3 separate regions of the Homo sapiens genome follow, and regions 2 and 3 are each linked to region 1. Evidence: chromatin loops called from intact Hi-C (ENCODE). Cell type or tissue: prostate gland. All regions are shown on one strand. Links, peaks and the distances in the headings refer to the core of each region. The heading gives the core; the rest is flanking DNA. Region 1 has its middle 48 kb from the start of LINC02242. Region 2 has its middle 18 kb from the start of LINC02219. Region 3 overlaps PIK3R1 (phosphoinositide-3-kinase regulatory subunit 1).

Region 1 (6,294 bases), core at 797-5,796:
CTGGAAAAGCATGTGTAGCAAAAAATCGAACCCATGGTCTCTATTCCTCTCTGAATTTGGAGAAGGGAAGTTGGGGGCAGAAACAGGCAACATAGTTGTAAGAAATAGGCAAGATAAATTTCAGATAGCAATATGCAGTGTGAAACAAATTAACCAGTTTAATGTGACAGAGTGACTGGCTGGGTGGATGGATGCTACTTTGCTACTTCAGATTATCTCTTTGGGAAAGGCCACTCTAAAGACCAGGTAACCTATTGGCTTGGACATGGATGATGAGAAGAAGGAAGCCAAGTGAGTATCTGGTGGGTGATTGCTCCAGGTAGAATGAACTGCAAGTTTGCAATCAGAGAAGCACATGAGGCTTGCTCAATAAACAAATGGAAGACTAGTAGTGTGACTGGCTGGAGAACAGTGAAACAACTATAAAGTCATAGAAGTGAGATTAGGGAGGAAGATTACTGGGGGTCTTGGAGGTCATAATAGGGAATTTGGATTTTATTCTAAGCATTTTAGAAAGTCATGGGAGGGCTTTAAGTAAAACATGGCATGCTCTACTTCACATTTTCAGAAAATCCCTCTGGCTTTTTTGCAGAGTGTTGACTCTGTTAGAGACGTACAAGTAGAGAGCTCCAGCAAGCTGGAAATAGGAGTCTGTAGTCCAGCAGAGAAGTCAGGCTTGAAGATACAAATTGAGGAGTCATCAAAGTATGGATGACATTGGAAGAGAAGGAGCAAGATGACATGACTTCAAGAGTGGGTGCAGGTGGGCTGCTTCCCATCATGGTAAGACTCTCCTGTTCTTATCTTCCAATCTCTCCTCAACCAACTCCAGTTCACATCTATAACCCCACCACACTACTGAATCTGCCTTCGTTAAGATCACCGTTCTTTCCCTGAAACACAAAGTGAATGGATTTAGTAAAAAAATAGTTAGGAGGCAGGAAAATTGAGAAGAATTAGAGCAATGTCACAGTGATAAGACTCTAGCAGAGAAAGATCAATGCCTCCAACATATTAAGAACTGAAAAGTGTCAAGGAGGGTTTATACCATATTTGAGAGCAAAATTCTAAGAAACATTGAGGCTTGGCTCTGACTTCTCAGATCCCAACTGCTTGCCTGTGTTTCTGATCACCATCTGCTCCCGATTCCCAGGGCCAAGCTCTACCACAGACCCTTGTGTCTTCAAGTTGGGCCCCCCAGTGCTATCCTGGCATGCCACCTGCTATCTGTTGCCAGGCCTTTTCAGATACTATATTCTGCCTGCTATACTGAACCTCTCTCCTGTATCTCAAATACATACATTTCCTTTCCTACCTTCTCTTGAGCAGTTCTAGTCCTAATTTCTGGATTCTTTAGTCTATATATCTTATAATAACTAATAAGGCTCTGGTCAGCCATGCCTTTCGATGGGACACTTACTAACCAACCCACTACTCTGTTACAGTATTTTTTAGGGTCTAGAAGATGACAAGCACTGGATTTTGAATTCATCCTCAAAAGGTCCTTGGCTCATTTTATATACTTTGTGATTGAGCCAGGTCAAACCCCAATAAATGCTGTGCCCCTCTAAGTAAGCACATGCTCTTGTATATTTACCAGAAGCAATTGAAGCAGTGAAGGAAGAAGTGATAGAAGTCACTGAAAACTTCACTATATAAAAAGTCTTTTTTATATCTTGAACTAGGAAAGGCTGGACTAAAGTTCTGCCAACAGCGAGGCTCACTCCATTAGTTATAACTCTTCTTCCTACTGCTTGGCAAATCAAGATATAAGAGTCCTTCTGGGGGAGCCACTTTTAACTCCTCTGGGGGAGTTGAAAAGCAAATATCATGTTAATCTTAAAAATCAGTTTCTCTATTTCATTATTTTTGAACCTACAATTCAATATATGTTCATTGAATTACAGAGTCTATTATTTATTTGAAGCTTGTTATGGGTTAAATTGTGTCCTTCCAAAATTCTTATGTTGAAATCCTAATCCCAAGTATCCCATAATGGGACCAAGTACCTCAGAATGGGAAATAGAGTCATTGCAGATGTAATTAATTAAGAGATGTAATTAATTAAGATACTGGAGTAAGATGGGTCCCTAATCCAGTATGACTGGTGTCCTTCTGAAAAAGCAAAATGTGGACATAGATACACACACAGAGAAATGTCATATGAAGAGAGAGGGCAGAGATGTAAAAGCCGAGGAACATTAAATATTGCCAGCAAACTGCCAGGAGAGAGGTTTGGAACAGATTTTCCTGCACAGCCCTCAGCAGGAACCAATCCCACTGACATCTTGATTTTGGGTTTCCAGTCTCCAGAACTGTGACACAATAAGTCTCTGTTGTTTAAGCCACCCAGTTTGTGGTTCTTATACTAGCCCTAGCAAACTAATACAAAGCCTGAGCAGACACAAATTATATTAGCCACAATAATTTAGCAATATTTTCAGTTTTGCATTAATGAAAGTACAGCCCAATTTGTCCACCCTTTGGAATTTTGCCAGCATAAACCCTCATCCCATCAAAATCATCACAAATTAGGAAGAGAAAACAAAGGGTGGGGGCAAAAGGGGTGTAAACACATGCTCATTTTTCTGAAGAGGCCGAAGGAGTGCTTCTTCATGTAGGCATATTTCCAAAGAGGCTGAAGAAAAAAATATGTATTCAAAAAGAACATTTACTCCTGTTGTTAAGTCAATGCCTCACAACATCACTACAGTATCAGACACGAAAATTAGGCCAGAATTATGCAGTTGAGTCTAATGCTGTCTGTTCAGGCTTCAGTGATAGACAAAAAGAAATAGTTGCATTTTGTATGGTAATTGGCTGGAGATGTGCAGTACGCATTTACAAACCATGTCAGGACATTTTTGCATATCAGAAAACAATCTAACACATTTCATGAGACACTTGTGCAGTCCATGAATTTTAATTATCTATGAAGCCTTGGACAAAGAGTACAATACGAAACACTTCAATAATAGCAATAATAAATAATCTTTATCTTGCCATTGTTGGTGTCAATCACAAAATTTCATCTTTATTAATATTACATCATTATTTTATGAGAATAATTACTACTTTGTAGTATGAGTAAAATATGTGCTTATGGAAATATGAGACAAGGGCTGTATATTTCTTCTATTCAGCTGACACAGTGGAATCCAATAAAATAGAGAATGGAATGAGACTGAGTATGAAAGAGAAACACCAATTTCTTGTTTGTTCTTTTCAAAGTTGTACAAAACCCAAAGGACAAACCAGCTCAAACAACAATCTCTCCAAACTTGATCTGGTAGTTTGCCTTCAAGGAACATGTACTGAATGAGACACTAGGTTCCACACAGCTGGCCAAGGACTTTGGAAATCATTGCTCCTATTTTTAACCCCACATTCTTGAGCTGCCCACCCCCACCCTACCCAATCACACAGCTCAAGATTCCTTCTGAGCAATTCGGACTGGACAGAGCAGCACGTGGTATCCACGCAGCCAGACCCTAGCCAGCCTCACTTCCAAAACCTGTCAGTTAAAACTAATTTAGGGGTGAATCACGGGACCTCTGCTCACCACCCAATCTGTTTAGGAACATTGCTCTGTCCTTTTAACAGCCAGAGCTGCAGGCAACATGTACTCTGTTATGAGAGGGTAAGGAGTGTTCAGCTCACTTAGAATCTGATTGGCAGAGCAGCCTTAATACTTTATAATAGTTCTTAGAAATGTTTACGGAACGCAGTGTTTTGCACTGCAGTATAAAGCACACTATGTGCAGCCATACCCTAACCAGTTGTAGATCTGCTTGGGCAGAGGAATCTGTTTTCCCAAGAAGGGCAGTCTCTCTCTTTACTCCAAGAACTATAGAAGAGGCATTGAATTTAAATTGAAACAAGAGAGACTTAAATCAGATTTAAAGAGTTTAGGCCACTAAACTATAAATTTTTTGAAAATTTTTTATTTATTTTAATTTAAACTCTGAGATACACGGGCAGAACGTACAGGTTTGTTACATAGGTATACATATGCCCTGGTGGTTTGCTGCACCTATGAACCCATCATCTAGGTTTTAAGCCCCACCTGGATTAGGTATTTGTCCTAATGCTCTCCCTCCCCTAGCCCCCCAACCCCCGACAGGACCCAGTGTGTGATGTTCCCCTCCCTGTGACCATGTGTTCTCACTGTTCATCTTCCACTTATGAGTGAGAACATGCAGTGTTTGGATTTCAGAGTCTCTTTGTGGAGTTTTAAACAGTGACAAAGAGATGTATCTTTCACCCATTTTGGAATACCTAAATTAGTGCATTTGAGAAGACAAAGAAAAAATATAAGACTAAATGGTAGTGTTTTGTAGTTTTATGACTCTATGTTCTTTTCTGTTGTTATGAAATTGCTGTTGCTCTTTGGAGGAAGAAATCAGTTTTTCTAACTCTTGATGAATAAATGCTTCACATCTCACCCACGCGCACTCTTCCTTTAGGTGGTTTTGCTGTTAATTCGCTTTAACTACCTCTTTCTTCTCTGTGTTTGGTCTTCTAAAACTGGTTCTGCATAATAAATCCTAATAGTCCTGTTGTGGATGAAGAACTAAATTTAAAAATGTAACTTCTCACCAAGATGTCCCTGAAAGTTAACAAGGAAACCTCTGCTCCTCCCAAAGTCAAGATAAAGCAAAGTCTTTGAAGGCCAAAAAGGCAGTGCAGAAAAGTATCCACAACCATACTCAAAAGATCCTCACACTACTCCACTTCTGGTGGCCCAAGACTCTGCAGCTTTTAAGGCAGCAAAATGTCCTTAGAAAAGTACCACCAGGAGAAGCAAGCTTGATCACTCTGCCATCATGTTCCACTTGAATCAGACAAGAATAGGGAAGACAATACATATGTGTTCATTTTAGATGTCAAAACCAACATGCACCAGTTCCAAAGGCTGTGAAGAAGCTTCATGACACTAACATGGCCAAGATCAACACACTGATCAGGCCTGATGAACAAAAAAAGGCTTGACTATGATGCTTTGGATGTTGCCAACAAAATTGGGATCATCGAAAGAACACTCAGATGGCTAATTTTAAATACAAAAATTTCAGATTTCTTTGTGATTCTGTGATTAGTTCAGCTTGACAAGAAGAAGAGAGAAAGGAAAATGGCATTTCTGTCCTCATGTTTCTCCTCTTTGTGCATCTAGATGATGAATGGTGGGTGAATGGGGGCAAAAGGTCTTGGTCAATAAAAGAAAATCTGAAAATCTTCCTGAGGCCATCTGTGTCTAGGTTTTAAATTCTTCGCTCGGTGGAAGAGATTTGATGATGAGAATTCAGAGATACAATCCTTTTCTTATCCTACCTATGTCAATAGCTCTTGATTCAAATGCTATTATTAAATTATTTTTTCATTCATTCAGCAAAGATTCATTGAGCACATATTATGTGCTAGCTTTCACTCTAGCTCCAGGGTTACAGCTCTGAAACACTTGACAAATGTTTCTACCTTCATAGACTTCACTTGTACTAAGAAGAGATGGACATTAGACAAGTAAATAAGTGGATTCAGTAGAATGTCAGATGGCTGAAAATGTTATGGAGAAAAATTAAGCAGGAAGGGTCATGAGGAGTAAGAGGGGAATGAACATTGAAGTTTGGCAGGGTGGGCAGGCAGGACTTGGCTGAGAAGAAAATATTTGGGTAAATATCTAAAGGAGGGGGCAGAGTTGGATGTGGATATTTGCAGGAAGAGCATTCCAGGCAGAAGAAATAACAAATACAAAGCCCTGAACATGTACCAGACAGAACATTTGTCAAAGCATCTCATCTCTCTTCTACCGTAAAATAAAATTCTGCTCTAACAGGGTAGTGAAGAACGTATTAATCCTGCACCAATACTATTGTTCATTTAGCTCACAAGTTCATTACCACAATTTGATGGTATGAACTGCCTTGGAACTTGGTCCATGTGTTAACATTCATCGTATTTTGTTTTCTTTTTGTTTTTATTTTGTACTGGTAACACATAAATACTTTCTTGTTGAAAAGATGCAAACAATAGGCCTGGCGCGGTGGCTCACGCCTATAATCCCAGAACTTTGGGAGGCCGAGTCGGGTGGATCACGAGGTCAGGAGATCGAGACCATCCTGGCTAACACAGGGAAACCCCATCTCTACTAAAAATACAAAAAATTAGCCGGGCGTGGTGGCTGGCGCCTGTAGTTCCAGCTACTCGAAAGGCTGAGGCAGGAGAATGGCGTGATCCCAGGAGGCGGAGCTTGCAGTGAACCGAGACCACAACCGTGCACTCCAGCCTGGGCAACAG
Region 2 (6,294 bases), core at 630-5,629, 480 kb before region 1:
CCTCCCAGGTTCAAGTGACTGTCCTGCCTCAGCCTCCCGAGTAGCTGGGATTGCAGGCATGTGCCACCATGCCCGGCTAATTTTGTATTTTTAGTAGAGACAGGGTTTCTCCATGTTGGTCAGGCTGGTCTTGAACTCCTGACCTCAGGTGATCCTCCTGCCTTGGCCTCCCAAAATGCTGGGATTACAGGCATGAGCCACCACGCCCGGCCTCAAAAAATATTCTTTTAATTAGCTGCGTGTGGTGGTGCAAGGCTGTAGTCCCAGCTACTTGGGAGGCTGAGGCAGGAGGATCACTTGAGCCCAGGAGTTCAAGTGAGCTATGATTGCACCACTGTACTCCAGTCTGGGTGACAGAGTCAGACCCTGCCTCTTAAAAAAATAAATAAGGGTCCCAAAGGTTACCCCTTGCCCTTCCACCATGTGAGGACACGGTGAGAAGGCACCCTCTATGCACCAAGGAAACGTCAGCCTTAAGCAGACACCAAATCTGCTGCCTTTATCTTGAACTTCCCAGTCTGCAGAACTTTGAGAAATAAATTCTCCTTGTTTTTAAGCCACCGTATCTATGGCATTTTGGTATAGCAGCCTGAATGAACCAAGACACTTATTTGGAAGAATAACTTTATTATGCTTCCCTTAATAGAGCTTCTGATTGATGCTACTCGTGATTACAACTTTGAGCAATTAATTTTATCCCTTTGAGGGTCAGTTTCTTCACTAGTAAAGGGGAGAAGACATTGTGTCATTCCATCCCTAATATTCTGTGTAATCTATGAGTTTTTTTGGCCCATGGGTGAAAATAATACAGTTGATTTGGTCAATGTGCGGATTATTTTGGGTCTCTTCATTTCTATGTTTTCAGCTGCTGCTTCTTTTTTTTTTTTTTTTTTTTTTTTTTGACAGCGTCTTGCTCTATCACCCAGGCTAGAGTGCAATGGTGCAATCTCAGCTCACTGCAACCTCTGCCTCCCGGGTTCAAACGATACTCCTGCCTCAGCCTCCCAGGTAGCTGGGATTACAATTGTGTGCCACCATGCCTGGCTAATTTTGTATTTTTTTTTTTGTAGAGATAGGGTTTCACCATGTTGGCCAGGCTAGTCTCAAACTGCTGACCTCAAGTGATCCACCCACCTTGGCCTCCCAAAGTGCTGTGGAGGCACGAGCCACCACACCTGGCCTCAGGGTCTCTTCATTTCTTAAGTCTGTAAGTCACAATGTGGCCATCTAAATATATAGATAGTGAGGAGAAGTAGAACCTACTGACTCACTGTCTGAATGCTTAGATGGCCATATTGCGACTTGCAAGCTTAAGAAATGAAGAGACCCAATATAATCTCACACTGACCAAGTTGACTGCATTATTTTCTCCCCATAGGCCAAAAGAAGCATCTCAGAATCCTCAAGAAACAACAAAATATGTTCATACTTTCAAAAATATTCTTCTAATATCTTAAACTGGTATTTAAAAACAGGGTAAAGGGCTTTTCTACTTTAAAAAAGTTCCAGCACTGTAATACAACTGGAAGAGTCCCAGCCAAAAAGGCTTGACTTTTGACTATCTGGGCAGCGATAGAGCATGCACTCAAAATGAAAAGAAGATGACATGATGCTTAGACTATGCTTCAAAACCCACCCCCCCACAACAAAATGAATGCGGGAGTGGAGGAGCTCGGATGATGTAAGAACAAGTATCTCAAGGGTATGTGAAGAAATTAATAGTGAGCAATATCCAGTAGCTTCCAGTTGGCCAGCCTATTTTAACCCAGGAAAATAAAAGGCATTGCTAACAAATTTTGGTCCCCTTAACAAATGGAACAATATTCAGAAGAAGATGAAGATACAGCAGTGACCCAAGCAGACAAAATCCTTGCCCTGTGGAGCTTAAAATTTTGAGAATACTAAATAGGGGTCACTTTGGCCAGAGAATTCATTTCTATTTTCAGTTCCATGAATGTCCACTATATTATGAGCACTGAACAGAGGGGAGGATTATCATAAAGTTAATGAGCTTTTAGTTTCACAGCCGCTTACTTTCACAGGCCCTTCCAAGGTTCTGTGTGTCCTTCGCAGGGATTTAAGGTATAGCTGGATGCATGGAGAGCCACGCCAGCCAGAGGGTCAATCTCTACATTCTCGGTCTGTGTGGAAGGCTGGTAGGTTGAACGTACTCTCAATTTTTGCTGACCTCCAGTGATGCCCTGCAACATGTGGAGCCTCCCCAGGTATCTGAAATCCAACTCTGGCACCAAGGAGAAGGTTTGGAATGAGATGCTCCACCACTCTCTGCTCAGGGTTCTCCAGACAAAGGCCCCACCACCAGCATCTCGAGCCCTGCCCTTTCCACCCAGGACACCAAATGGGATGCTGGATCAGTTGCTGAGACAATGGCCAAAGGGTCAGCTGGAGCCCTGCCCAGCAAGATCAAAGGTCTGGAGTCTCTGAGGAATTTTCTTAGAGCACGAAGCACCTCTGGAGCAAGAGATTGTTTCAGCTGTGGCATGACCAATAATTCTCAAGCTGAAAGATTATTTTCTAAGCCATTAATAACAAAAAACATATTTCTATCTGCCATGCCAGAAAAAAAAAAACAAAATTATCTTTCTATTCTCTTTACACAAAATAGTATTATAAAGTTTTGGTTATTTGAGGAACGATCAAAGAGGATAAAGTAAAAAAAGTAGGGAAAAGAAATGTTACATAGGTGGATCAAACAGTGAAGTTATGATAATAACAATAATTCTTAATACTAATGGTAATGATGCTATTTTTCTGGATGCTTTTTAAAGTTTGTCATTTGTTATGGTTTCTTCTCTTATTCTAAGTAGATATTTACTCTTGGGCTTAATTTCATATTCTTTTTCATAAAGAGGGCTCCATATTTTATAAGCTTTGCAATAACCTGGATCTACCCTTGACCGAGTTCCTTTTCTTGAAGAGTGGGGCAGGAATCACTAAAATCACAAGAAACCAATTCCTACAACTTTTCTTTGCTCCATTAAATCCTTACCCTCTCCTATTTGATCTTGAATCTATTATAGAAGCTTAGAAGATTCAAATGCCAATAAGGAGTGTTCAAAATATCTAAATCCATGACTTGCCTGACCCAATCTCATTGAAAAAGCAAAGCATTAACTCTGTCTTCCTAATTTGGAAGAAGACAGGTTTGCCTGGATCAGTTTTTGGAAAGGAATTACTTTAGAAATACCGATCTCCGAAAAAAATAGAAGAGCATATCATTTCGTTTGTATGTTTCTTTTGAAATTAGTTATTAATACAGAGGCAATCACTTTTGAATGTCTTTGTACCGTACACCAACCCATATTTTCCATCTATTCAGGAGGGAAGAGCAAGGCTGAGAGCCAGCAAAGGGCAAAGAAATGACTGCCCATTTTGTTGCAACACCAAAAAACTCTTGATTTATCAGTGTGTTTGACATACTCTTTTTCGGCGGGGTGGGGAGGAGGTGATGGGCTGGTGGAAATAAAGACTTGTAAATTTTGTAAATGCGAGTCCTCTAAAGTAGGCCAATTGGTCAGCTGCAAACTTGGCAGCATCGTGAAGCATGTGTGCTGGGCAGCTTCGGAACACGATGTTCTGTTTCACTTCTGAGAGCAGGGGAAAATGGAATAAGGGCTCAACCCAGGACAGAGAGAGAGAGAGCTCAGCAGCGACCTGCGAAAGGGCCCAAAGACAAAGGAAACAGTAAAGAATAAAAGCCCAGCATCATTAGACTGCTGACCACAACGCTGAAAAAAGAGAGAGAGAAAGAATGTGAAAGTGTCTGAGAGAGGTGCTGTGGTTCTGATGCTTGCTGAAGCTAAGTTCTGGAAAATTCAGAGCAGTTGTGTGATTGATGATTAAAAGTAATAACTCAGTGTTTTATGTAAGAGTAATGATGAAATTTCGTAAAAGTTCTTGGAAATAATGCTGAATCTTATTGAGTCTACAAACCTTGAACCATAAAACAAAGTGTGGCATGAAGGAAAAAAAAGTTTGAAACACAGACTCCTATAGCTCCAAATTTAAAAAGAACTTGTTAGGGCTTTTTTTTTTTTTAAACTAAATTTACATTTCATATTGTTTTAATAAATATTCGGCTACTAAATAATAATATATAACTTATAAAAATAACAAAGTGTTTGGCATATTTGAGTAGTCACCCTTCTCAGATATTTTCAAATGATTTATGAGTAAATAAACTGAATAAAGTGCAAAAAAATATGGACTTGTGTTAACAGTTCAACAAAAACAGGTACTAATAGTAAAGTATACGTTAATTCATAAAACATTTTGTTTAATGGCACCAACTGCTCATATCTTGAGATTGGTTCTTTCTTTTAATTAAGTGATTTTGAATTATGTCATGGTGACATTCTATTAGAATCATTTATAACTGATAGCATGTAATGAATAACCACATATATTTGTCTTCAAATATCTGGTGTTATCATAAACTTGAAAGGACAGAGATCAAGCAAGTGATAATTGCTTAATTCCATATGTACACTATCATTTAAACATATTAAGTTGAAAATAAATTCTTAAGGAATATCTCCATCTTGATTTATTGCACAGAAGTTCAAGTATAAATGCAAAAATGGTTATTACTCAGTGGCACCTCTTCTTCCTCCATGTATGTGCCAAAAGAGAAAGACAAAAGAAAAAAAAAGCCACCTATTTATTAGTGTAAAAAGGAGACTATGGTGGCCAAAAGACTCAGCTGGTCTTTGTAAAGGAGTTTATAGCTTTCAGCTGAAATCTCTAAGTGAGAATTCTCATTCCCAGCTGCTGGCTCCCTGGGAGCTCTCCGTGGCCTCTGACCTCATTTCCATGGAGACAGAGGTGGGAAGGGTAAAAAATAAGTTAAGGGGGAAACTTTTCTTAAGGCAGTATTTCCAAATCCCCACTCCTCTAACACTAATGACTGTCCAAGTTAAAGCTGGCCACACATCACTATTTGAAATCACTTTCAGTTTTTCAAGGGTGAATGGCTAAAAATGAGGCATTTGATTGTAAAGATACATTTGCAGAAATAAAAGAAAATACCTGACGTATTTGATACTGTTTAATTGAAGCTCTAAATGAAAGCAAAATGGCTGCTAACATTCAACAATGGAGAGAGAATTCTAGCATGTTTTGGGGTCTGGTTTGTGGCCGAGTTCTGTGAATGTTATATGTTAGAGTTCTGCAGACCTCTGTACCTGTGGGGGTTGATGCTCCCTTAAACATAAGAAAAGTGAGATCTTTGTTAGAAGAACTTGAAAAGGGATGATTCTCCTCACATATCCGTTAATCCATTCCCTTGCCTATCAGCCTTTCTTCCTGACCATTTAACTGAAGCTAATAAAAACTATCACGATACTACAACTACTGCTACACCTGGCTACCAGCAGCCATTTTTTTTAAAGTTATTACTGCATTCCTGCTACTGTATGATGTGTTTTCTCACTTTACTGTAGTCTCTTAAGAAAAACTCTTTTTATCTGGGAACAGTTCAAATATACACAAAAGCAGAGAAAATCAAGTGTTGAGCCCCATGTACCCGTCACTCTCTCATGGCAATCATCGATACATGACCACTTCTGTTTTATTCATACCCCCACCCATTCTTCCATTTACGATTTTGAAGCAAATCTTATATATTTTTATCCATGAATATTTTAGTTTGTATTTATAGAACACAGGACTCATTAAAATTAAACACAATAGGCTGGGCACAGTGGCTCAAGCCTGTAATGTTAGCATTTTGGAAGGCCGAGGCAGGCAGATCCTTTGAGTCCAGGAGTTGGAGATCAGCCTGAGCAATGTGGCAGAACTGCATCTCTACCAAAAGAAAAAAAAAAGCCAGGGTGTGGTGGCACATGCCTGTAGTCCCAGTTATTTGGGAGGCTGAAGTGGGAGAATTGCTTGAGCCCAGGAGGCAGAGGTTGCAGTGAGCGTAGAGATTACACCACTGCACGCCAGCCTGGGCAACAGAGCGAGACTCTGTCTCTAAAAAATAAAAATAAACTCAGTATGATTATCACACCTAAAATATCAAGAATTTCCTACTATCAACAAATATCAAGTTAGTAAGTCTGTTTTCTGAATTAATTATTATTGTTGCTGTTATACTATTATTCACATTTTACAAATACAAAACTGAGGGAAAGAAAAGTTTAAAATCCTGCACAATATCTCACAGAAGATATGGAGGCAAGCATGGGTTAAAATCCAGATATAGGGCAGGCGCAGTGGCTCACACCTATAATCCCAGCACTTTGGGAGGCCAAGGTGGGAGGATCACAAGGT
Region 3 (5,000 bases), core at 1-5,000, 570 kb before region 1:
TCAGTATTATATCAAGATGTTTGTCTGCTAACTGCTGCTGAGTCAAAGCTGTTTCTGTCTGAATCTCTCTCAGGACTTCAAGTGAAAAATGTATATTCTGGTGGGCAAATCTAATCCCAATTCTTTTCTTAAATAAACCTTTAAAGCATATTCATACTTTATGCTTGTAATGATTAACACCCTGAACTTTAAACTTATTAAGCTTTACGGGTGACACTACAACAAATGATGGCCTGTGCTCTTTGACTAAGCAAAAACAAAGCAAAAAAAACAACGATGACTTCCTTAATTTTGGGACACATCTGTTTAATCAGTAGTAAAAAAGTGATTAGAAGCAGAGCTTTAAAGCCAAAGAGGCTTAGGTTTTAATCCTTGCTTTGCCACTTACTGAATTCAGTAGTCTTGGGCAAGTTAGTTAACTTGAATCCCATTTATTCATCTGTAAAATGGGAGTAATTATGTGCAGTAATAAGGATTAAATAATATATATATATAAACATGACAGGCATCGTGCCCAGTATGTAGAAAGCACAAACTAATAGGTAGTTATTATTGTTAGAATTAGTCATGTAATCTTTATTATTGTTTAGATTATGGAAATACCCGATTGCAATTGCAGGTTTTAAGACCAGAAATTATCATACTTAGACTGTTCTCAATACTTTTCTAAGGAAGCAAGCTGGAAGCACATTTGCATTTTGCCTTGTATATATTTGCATTTTGCCTTTGTATATATAAACAATACTCAAAATCTTCAGAAGTCAAAACCAAAATATTTTCAATTTATCATACTTTCCCCAAAAGGACCACAATACTAATATATTTGAGATATTAGACTTCAGTTTTCTGAATGTGAAGACAAAATGAAGTTGGAATGACTGTGTGCTAAATTATATTGAGTGTGGCCGAAACAAGAGCTTTTTTTTTTGGAGGAAGAAGGAGAAAAAAAGTATGCGCAACTGAAAATGAGAGTACAAAGAGTAGATGTGGAAATAAATCTTCAGCCATAACTACATTATTTTCAGAGATAACTAGCAGGAGGGAATTAAAAGAGTTGCCGACAGATTTAAACTAGAAGTTTGCAAATCTCCTCAGATATCCTAATTAGTCTTTAATATCGTTAAGTTTATCTTCTCTCATTTATCTCTCCTGCTGCACAGCTAAAAACAAATGAAAGGGAATTGAGATCCTCTGTCCATTCGTTTTATTTCTAGACAACAGACTGGTATAGAAAACAAACAGCAGGCAAAGATCTTATTAAACCTAAGCAGACCTAACAGCTTTGTTTCTGACGGGCTTAGCTAAAGCCTCAGAGTTAGGAGGTAACTGAAATGCAAGATTACATTTAATCTTTGACAGGCTAGCCTAATTAATTGTGATCCTTATCACCTAAATTGGAGTTTGATTCTAAGATTACAATTTACGGTGTACAGCAAATTAAAATAGCTAGGCAGGATGTAAATGGGGAAGAAAGGGATTTCCTCCTCTCCTCACCAGAAAAATAATTTATACCTGAGTCCACAGGATTTTTGAAGCCAATGATTTATAAGGAAAGTTGGTCTTTCGGTGTGCTAAGAAAGATTTCATACGAAGTATGACCCAGAAGCCCCCAAAAAGAAAAAAGACAAATCACAGGCCATGACACACAGTGGGCGGTAGGCTGTTTGCTGAATGAATGATTAGTACTGAACATCAACTAGGAGCCACATTCCCACAGTAAGTATTTTACAGAAATATTTTCATTTATTTTTCATAGCAGTTCAAAGGTGTATAGTCTCTATTATCCCCAGTTTAAAGGCAAGGAAACTATTTGTCCAATGTCACAAAGCTCTTAAGTAATGCCTATGTATTTAGTTTGGGCTTGTCTTCCCTGCGCCAGAGTATACAAGTGCCAGTCAAGGAAAGAAGCTTATAGTAAGTTTCCCAACACTTCCTGCAAGCCTCCCTTCTTTAAAAGGTATCTGCAATAAGGGTGTTATGAAACACACAGATATCTGATGGTCAATCCCACAAGGGAATAACCTTAATACTTTCTGATTATGCTCAAGTTAAATGATCTTGATAATAGCAGTTTTTGTACTTCCTCCCCAAATAACAAGTTAATATATTCCCTCTCATTATGAACTACTTTGAAATGCAGATAATTAACACTGTAAATGGAAAAGCAATAGGAGCCCCTATTAATAACCAGAGAAAGGCAGGGGCATTCCAGATGAACCACACTATCTCTGGCTGAGGGCAAACTTGTGGAGACACTTCTTTCCTACTTACATGTGATGATAAATTTCAGAGTCAAACTTATAAAATGTCATGTTAGAAATGCTTAAAAATAATAAAGCAGAGTTGTAAAATGTAACTTGAGAAGCTGCGATGTCACAAGCAATTGAAGGATCCCCTGATTAGTATTAGGAGAGGGCAGGGGGATGGAGAGGAACTGGACAGAAAGATGCTACTGGCAGACTAGAGACCAGAAAGAAGCTTTGGATCCAGGCTGGGACCTCACTGACAGTGCAGAAGCAGGCCACTGGCTGACCAAGGAGAAAGTGAGTGGGTAGAGAGAGAGAAACTGCCAAAAAGGCAAGTTTGTCCAGCCAGACCGAACAAGCACTCTTAAGAAAGCCTGGATGGAAATAAGGAGAAAAAAGCAGCACCAGATTCCTTTTAAATAACTATAGAGAGTAGGGGGTTTTTTCTCTGACATTTTTAAATATCCTGAAAAGTTGAAAGAATTGTTTAGTGAACGCCCACATTATCTTTCACCTAGATTCTACGATTAACATTTTCATATTTGCTTTATTTACATATTTATCTGCCAGCACATTTTTTTTAAAGATGCATTTTAAAGTCAGATGTGGAAGTCAGTTGCTACAGACTGAATTGTGTCCCTTCCCCCCAGATTCATGTTGACGCCCTGACCCTCAATGTGATAATATTTGGAGATGGGCCTTTGGGAGGCAGCTGAGTTTACAGGAAGTCATGAGGGCAAGTGCTCTCACGATGGGATTAGTGCCTTTATAAGAAGCAGCACCAGAGACCTTTCTCCCCACCCTTCCCATGTGAGATCACAGTGACAAGGTGGCAGCCTGGAGGCTAGGGAGAAGGCCCTCACCAGAACCCAACCACACTGGCACCCTGTGAGAAATAGATTTCTAAATGTCTATGGTGGTACAGACATAAACACCAGTCTGTGGTGTTTTGTTATGGTAACCCTGACCTAACACATCAGTACACTACACCCAAAGAGAGGAATGGAACCTTGTCTAGAAAATGTCAATGTCAAACACAAATTCTGTAAGTATTTAGTAAATAAATACCCTCTGCGTGTCAGAATATTCCCAAGGGCAGTAGTTTGAGGCAGTGGTTCCCCAACTTTAATGTACATATTAACAGCCTGATTCAGGAGGTCGGGGTGCAGTCTGGGATTCTGCATTTCCAACAGGCTCCCAGGTGATGCCCATGCTGCCGGTCCTCGGACCACAATCACACTTTGAGTAGCAAGGATTGGGGCTGAGCCCACCAGCCACAGAGAGAAAATCCAGACCATTGTGGGAGACAGAATCCCAATGATTGACCTTCTTACTGATAACTTGTTGCCTACATGCCTGAGTTTCACAGGCTGATCTTACACCAGACCCCAAATGATACTGACGGACCGGCGGGTCTAGCTATCATATCAAATTTGGTCTGATACCACAACGAATTAGGTATCAAAAGAGAGACTAGCAGCCAGGAGCTCTGCTGCCCTGTGCACTGTGTACTGATGAGTGGGGAGGGATTATGTGAGCCACAACTTGCCCAAGGTCCCACAGGAAGTTCAAGCCGAGGACCCAGGCCTCCTGATGCCCATGCCAGAGCCTTTCCTACCTCGCCACATTCAAGAGGACTTTGCTCTTTGTATCTCCTGTGGGGTGGGAGGAGTTAGGGAGGGACAGAAAATGTTAGGCTGATTACAAATCACTACTACTGCTGATTAATTCCCATGTAGTGAACACTTAGTGTAAGAAACTCTGCTCAGCGTTTAATCTCATTTAATCTGTACAACGCTCTAAGAAATTATCACTGTCCCCATTTTACAGATGAGAAAACTGAGATTAAGAAAAATTAAACAAGTTACCTAAAGTCATACCAGCAGTAAGAAATAAAGCTAGGATTTTACAGAACAGATGGGACTTCAAAGCCAATTGTAACCACTCTGTGAATCTAGGTTGCCTTTTTAGGCAGACAAACTGCATGATGCCATATGTGAGGTTAAAAAATCTTTACGTGACACTGATGGACAAGCACTTGGCGACAGTTGCAACCCTTAGTGACAAGAGGTGCATTTTTTTAACTTGAGCTTGGACTGGCAGGCCAGCTTTTCACCATCACCTCTGCTTTATCAGTATTGAAGCCTTGCCAGCTCACTCAGCCAGGCTAAATATTTTCAAGACAGCATTTATTAAATATTTTCTCATAAAGCTAAACAAAGCACATTCTTCCCCAAGGATGTAATGGGTTTTATCCAGCTAAATATAGCTGGCTAACTTATCACTTTTAGCAAGGTACAAAAGACTCTTCTAGTTAATCATCAGATGGACAGAGGGCCCTTCAAATCACTTTTTAAAAATATATATTTTGTAATGTATATTTGCAAGCATCACAAAATGAAATCTTAGTAAAATATGCTTAACAAATATATGAAGGGAGTTGAAGCATCCATGATCAAAAAGGGAGAGGAAGGGAAAGCAATGACCTGTGTGTGGAATTGCAGAGAAAAATAAAGGCAAGAAAGGCAAGAGGCCTGAAAACATTGTACAGAAAATTCCCTATCAGCTGGTGCAGAAGAAATGCATAAGAAAATAATATTTATTCAGACTTCATTTTAAAAGTTTGAAAAGATCACTGATATAAGACTATATATATTAAAAGGTAACAATTTTGAGATAAAAGTAAACACAATCCTTAACAATTGTGTAAGGAATCAGAGTTTAACAAAATGAAGCAATATACTTTCACTACTT

The links. Hi-C counts contacts between places; a loop is a spot of excess contacts. Peaks named below come from ENCODE experiments on the same cell type or tissue, not always from the same donor. Only the 100,000 strongest peaks of a DNase experiment are listed, where the experiment ranks them.
Region 2: a loop joins it to region 1, with 2.5 times the contacts of the local background. A loop is called at or near these places in 3 of 110 quality-filtered maps.
Region 3: it touches region 1 in a loop (5-fold over the local background); 11 of 110 quality-filtered maps call a loop at or near these places.

What each region holds. Positions count from the first base shown.
Region 1 is chr5:67,691,510-67,697,803 of GRCh38, reverse strand. No RefSeq gene overlaps it. Among named protein-coding and RNA genes, the nearest start is that of LINC02242, 48 kb to the right of the region's middle. In prostate gland, for the core only: no CTCF peak of the experiment used is centred there; a DNase peak (open chromatin) is centred at 3,443; H3K27ac peaks cover 3,040 bases.
Region 2 is chr5:68,168,600-68,174,893 of GRCh38, reverse strand. No RefSeq gene overlaps it. Among named protein-coding and RNA genes, the nearest start is that of LINC02219, 18 kb to the left of the region's middle. In prostate gland, for the core only: no CTCF peak of the experiment used is centred there; a DNase peak (open chromatin) is centred at 3,533; H3K27ac peaks cover 1,731 bases.
Region 3 is chr5:68,263,580-68,268,579 of GRCh38, reverse strand. The region is part of intron 2 of PIK3R1 (phosphoinositide-3-kinase regulatory subunit 1); the gene reads right to left. Among named protein-coding and RNA genes, the nearest start is that of PIK3R1, 50 kb to the right of the region's middle. In prostate gland, for the core only: no CTCF peak of the experiment used is centred there; a DNase peak (open chromatin) is centred at 1,903; H3K27ac peaks cover 3,871 bases.